Regions from separate parts of the Homo sapiens genome. Here region 2 is linked to region 1. The links are chromatin loops, found by intact Hi-C in ENCODE. Cell type or tissue: heart right ventricle. All regions are shown on one strand. Each heading gives the region's core, and the rest is flanking DNA. Links, peaks and the distances in the headings are about the cores only. Region 1 overlaps OR9Q1 (olfactory receptor family 9 subfamily Q member 1). Region 2 has its middle 4.1 kb from the start of OR10Q1.

Region 1 (2,931 bases), core at 154-2,653:
CAGGGCATATATCCAGAGGTGATAGCAATTGACAGACATGTTATTGTAGGCATTGTTAAAAGTTTGTGTGAGGCCTTCTTGAGAACTACTACCAGAATATTAAGGCATACCTTGAGTAGGGTCAGCTTTGCTAATTGGATCATCAAACGACCATAGTTTGATCATTAAAAATAAATGTAATCTAAATATTGAATCCTAATTGATGATATAATTCTGAAGTGCATAGAAGTAAAGGGTACTAATGCTGATGTCCGGAACTCACCTTGAAATGAATCAAAAAAAGGTGGTTTGATGAGTGAATTGATTGATGAATAAACTCACGGATAGATTACATCTATGTAACCAAGTAAAGACAGCAAATATTAGCAATTACACAATCTCAGTACTGAGTATAGGAAACTTCCTACATATTATTTTTAACATTTCTATATGATGAAAATCTTTCATTAAAAATTTTGCAAAAAAAATTACTCTTATAATCACAGACAGGTGAAGTGTGCCATATTTGGATTGCACAGGCTTTAATTTCAAATCCTTTTGTCACTTGTCCTGGGAATCAAAACTCCCACTCCAATCTCTTTTCAGGTTGACTTTTCCTTGTCTTCCTTCCTCTCCCTGGAGCTAAAAGTTCTGGTTCTTTTTTATACCTAGTACCATAATATATTCATTTAAACATTGAGCATGCTATAAATAATGAGCGTCCAGAATTCTGACACTACAGAGTAGGTGGTTCTCGGGATTTTCCAAGTTTGGAGATGGTTAGGACAACTTGGCTCTATTGAGAATTTTTCTCAGGGCCTCCTTCACTTCCTTGTTCCTCAGGCTGTAGATGAGGGGATTCAACATGGGGATGACCTCTGTGTAAAGCACAGACACTACCCGATTCTTCTCCGAAGACTGATCTGAGTTACCTCTCAAGTACATGAAGATGAGGGTACCAAAGAAGAGTGACACAGCAGTGAGGTGGGAGGTGCAGGTGGAGAAGGTCTTGGCCTGGCTTCCAGCAGGGATCCCCATGATGGCCACGATGATAAACAGGTAGGACACCAAGATCACCACCATGGAAGCAGGGATGACAAAAATGGCAAACATAATAATCAGCACTTCTTGAGTGTAGCTCTCCCCACAGGTCAACTTTAACAGAGGAGGGAGGTCACAGAAAATAAAGTCAATCTCACTGGTTCCACAGAAGGAGAGAGTGAAGGCTGAGACTGTCCGCACCAAGGCACTGATGAGACCAGCAACGTAAGCCCCAGCCACAAGACTCAAGCGGGCCTGCTGTGTCAGGATGGTGACATAAAGCAGGGGCTGGCACACAGCCAAGTAGCGGTCATAGGCCATGAGGGCCAAGAGGTAGCAGTCGATGGAACCAAAGAAGGTGAACAGAAAGAACTGAGCAGCACAGCGTGTGTAAGATAAAGCTGCCCCATGCTCCAGCAGCACTGCCAGCATCTGGGGGACAGTGATAGATGAGTAGCAGACGTCCATGAAAGCGAGGTGACTCAGAAGGAAATACATTGGAGCGTGGAGCTGGTGATCCATGAGGATCAGAATAATCATCTCTAAGTTCCCCAATACGGTGATGAGATACATAAATAAAAACAAGAGGAAGAGAGGGAGTGCCCATTCAGGATATTCAGTGAATGCAATAAGGAGGAACTCGGTCACCAAGGTGAGGTTCATCTCTGCCATGACACCAGTGGTCCCTGAGACATGTAGAATGGGAAGCAAGTTAGGAAGGTGCAAATAGGATTTACCTGTATTTGTAGTTCACATTTATTGAAAATGTACTGTGGACAAAATATGCCAGGTGTGCCAGGTGCTGTGGCTCACACCTGTAATATCAGCACTTTGGAAGCGAGGCAGTGGGATCACTTGAGCCCAGGAGTTCGAGACCAGCCTGGCCAACATGGTGAAACCCCATCTCTACTAAAAATGCAAAAAAAATTAGCCATGCATGGTGGTGAGCACCTGTAATCCCAGCTACTCGGGAGAGAGGCACAAGAATCATTTGAGCCTGGGAGGTCAAAGCTCCCATCTTGGCAGTGAGCCGAGATGGCACCACTGCACTCCAGCCTGGGCAACAGAGTGAGAGCCTGTCTCTCTCTCTCTCTCTCTCTCTCTTTCTTTCTTTCTCTCTCTCTCTCTATAATATATAAAATATATATTATGTATATTATATGTAAATATATATTATATATAAATATATAATATATAAATATATAATATATATAATATATAAATATATATATAATATATACATATAAAATATGTCAGGTGTGATGTAGGGCTTCAGAGATGACTGATCTTAGCTCCTGCCATCAACGAAGTCCTGTGGCATAGAGTCATCTTAGCATGTTGACAAAACAGATACAGGTAAACATTCTCAGAACAGGGGTGCACATTCTCGCACCTCTATTGCTAAGTAGCTGTGTGAGCTCTGCAAGCCAGATAGCCATTCTGAGCCGAAACTTCCTTATTGCTCCACCAAGTGTTGACACATGGTCTCTTGCCTACCATTGTAATATCCGTGTCAGGACTCTATCCCTTTTTCTCCGTGACCACAACTCCTCCCTGATATCAAATCCTCTCCAACTGTCACCTGGATTAGAACAACATCCGTGGAACTAATTATTCTCCTTGTCTATATATTTGCTTCTTCCAAATTCTTCCTCCTCACTGTGGTCAGAGTGATAATTCTAAGACATTAATTTGATCACATCTGATTCCCCTGTTAAAAATCATGCCACGGTGCCCATCATGGAAAGGATATTTTTGGAGAGTCCTTGTGATAATTTAACGCATCCATATAATTTGTAAAGATCAAATCAGAGTAACTAGATGTCCACCACCTTAAATATTTGTCTTTTTAAAGTTCGAAATACGCAAATTATTTGCCTCTATTTTGAAATATGCAATAGATTACTGTAA
Region 2 (2,931 bases), core at 221-2,720, 45 kb before region 1:
ATCATTATACCTGTAAGTAATAAAATCAAGATTCAAGCCTGTATTTACCATAAAAGCCCAATTTTATAAAAATACGTACATGCATAATGAGGAATAGAAATACGCCAAAAAGTTAACAGTTGTTATCTGTGACGTAGAATTATGAATTTTCTAGTTTTCCTCTTTATTAATTTTCCCTGATTTCCAAAATAAGATTGTGTTCCTCTTATAATCAGAAATATAATTTCTAGAAGGAATCTGAGGTTCATGTAGGTTTATTTGGCATATAAACCTCCCATCATCATAGTTCAGATCCACTTTTTATATTTTTTCTAGATTAGGATTATTTTGGTGGGGGTTGGGGTACTTCTTTTTCCCTTTGAAATTGCTTTTGGAACTCCTAATTTTTAACCTGATTTCACACAATGATAAGGAGAAGAACTATAAAGTGTTACATATTCTGGGGACAGTCATTGGATTTAACAATACATTAGAAATGCCTTGCTTTTGATATGGTTTGGCTCTGTGTCCCCACCCAAATCTCATCTCGAATTGTAATCCCTATGTGCAGGGGACAGGGAACTGGTGGGAGGTGATTGGATCATGGAGGCGGTTTCCCCCATGCTGTTCTCATGATAGTGAGGGAGTTCTCACCAGATCTGATGATTTTAAAAGTGGCAGTTTCCCCTGTGCACACTCTCTTGCCTGCAGCAATGTAACATGTGCTTTGCTTTCCCTTCACCTTCCACCATGATTGTAAGTTTCCTGGGGTCTCCTCAGCAGTGTGGAACTGTGATTCAATTAAACCTCTTTTGTTTATAAATTACCCCGTCTCAGGTAGTGTATTTATGGCTGCATAAGAATGGACTAATACAGCTTCTAAGTACAGTAGTCCTCTCTTATCCAAAGGGAGTACTTCCAAGACCCCCGGAGAACATCTGAAACCATAGATAGTATCAAATCCTATACCTACTATGTTTTTTACCTACACATACATACTTACAATAAAATTTAGCTTATAAATTAGCCGCAGTAAGAGATTAACAACAGCAACAATAAAATAGAACAATTATAACAATATACTATAATAAAAGTTATGTGAACGTGGTTTCTCTCTCTCTCTCTCAAAATATCTTAATGTACAGTACTCCTCACCCTTCATAATGATGTGAGGTGATATCATGCCTATGTGATTAGATGAAATGAGGTAAATAACACAGGCATTATAACACAACATCTGGCTACTATTGACTTTCTGATGGCCAGAAAAAGGATCATCTGCTTGGGGTGATCTTGGATCATCAAGCTATGACGATGTCCATGGTTGGATTTCAGAAGCATAAAATGTTATACAGTGTGGATACACTGGACAGAGAGATAATTCACATCCCAGACAGGACAGAATAAGATGACAAGAGATTTTGTCACACTACTCAGAAAGTCAGACAATTTTAAACTTATAAATTGATTATTTCTGAAATTTTCTATTTAATATTTTCAGACTGCAGCTGAAACTGGAAAGCAAAACTGCAGATGGAGGGAAGTAGTGAAGACCACTGTAAATGCTGGAGAAGAAAATAAACTCTCTAGTTAGCAGATTGCATGTCAACCTATCCAGGCCAAGTCACATCAGAACATAATGAATCAATTATTTGTATACATTGTGCTAGGCACTGTCTGGAATGCCAACAAAAGAGAAGTTTGAAACTGAATTTTCATACCTTCTTTCATTCTTTATTTAATGTCACAAGTCATTCATAAAATTAACCTGGAACTCAAAAAGAAGAGGGTAAAATATTACACTTGAAAAGAGGGTTGATTCAACCTTTCAAATTGAATTATTGGGTTCTCCCAGTTACCTTCCTATACATATTCTAGATGAATAGAGTGAGTTCCCCTTTCTTATTTTTTCTTTTTTTATTTTTTAGTTGACAAGTAAAAATTGTATATATTTGTGGCATACAGCATAATGTTTTAATATATGTAGGCATTGTCAAATGACTAAATAAAGCTATTTAACATATGAATTATTCCAGACACATTATTTTTGAGGTGAGAATACTTAAAATCTATTCTCAGCCATTTTCAAATACACAATAAGGTATAATTAACTGTAGACACCATGATATACAATAGATCTCTTGAACTTATTTCTCTTGTCTAACTACAATTTTATGTCATTTGACAAACATCTCCCCAATCCTGTCACCCCAAGCCTCTGGTAACCATCTTTTTACTCTGTTTCTGTTAGTTCAACCTTTTTACATTACATATATGAGATCCTGCAGTATTTGTCTTTCTGTGACTGTCTTATTTCAGTTAATGTGATATCCTCCAGATTTATCCATGTTGTCACAAATGACAAGATTTAATTTTCCTCATCCACTTTTCTACTGGTGAACACTTAGGTTAATCTTATGTTATAGCTATTGTGAAGAAATGCTTCAATGTACATGGAAGAGCTCCTTTTCCTTACTGAAAAATTATTCCTTTATACGAGTCTTTCATTGAAATTGTTACATTCTAGAATGAGAATATTGAATGAAATAACAGTACACCACGAGTCAGATGATGGGACAGAAATGTTAATCAGTGATGTTTCTTTTGGGAAATGATGATCCCCTCATATCAAGGTAGCCTGTAGGTAGCATAAGTAGAAGACAGAACTCGCAAGAGTAGCTTAGCTTTCCTCCCCTGCAGGTTCACCACTTCTTTAAAAATTCTGCTCCTTTCAAAACCCTGCTCATTCCCTTCATCCAGCCATTTGGGTATGTGAATGTGTCGTTAGTGTTAATTGTCTTACAGAGAAGTATTTGCCAAGAAAGTAACCTCTCCCTCTACTGACATTCTCTTTCTATGTCTCTCTCATTGGAATTTTATTAAAATACATTTTATCAGGCAGTATAATTATTTGAAAATATGTCCCCCACTACTAAACAATAAGCACCTTGA

Evidence for each region. Peaks named below come from ENCODE experiments on the same cell type or tissue, not always from the same donor. Only the 100,000 strongest peaks of a DNase experiment are listed, where the experiment ranks them.
Region 2: it touches region 1 in a loop (2.2-fold over the local background); 1 of 110 quality-filtered maps calls a loop at or near these places.

Annotation. Positions count from the first base shown.
Region 1 is chr11:58,178,206-58,181,136 of GRCh38, reverse strand. It overlaps OR9Q1 (olfactory receptor family 9 subfamily Q member 1), which reads right to left. Exons shown (of 3, transcript NM_001005212.4): 3 at 1-1,706. The coding sequence starts at 1,692. The coding sequence ends at 760. Among named protein-coding and RNA genes, the nearest start is that of OR9Q2, 9.4 kb to the left of the region's middle. In heart right ventricle, for the core only: no CTCF peak of the experiment used is centred there; a DNase peak (open chromatin) is centred at 1,313.
Region 2 is chr11:58,223,340-58,226,270 of GRCh38, reverse strand. No RefSeq gene overlaps it. Among named protein-coding and RNA genes, the nearest start is that of OR10Q1, 4.1 kb to the left of the region's middle. In heart right ventricle, for the core only: no CTCF peak of the experiment used is centred there; no DNase peak of the experiment used is centred there.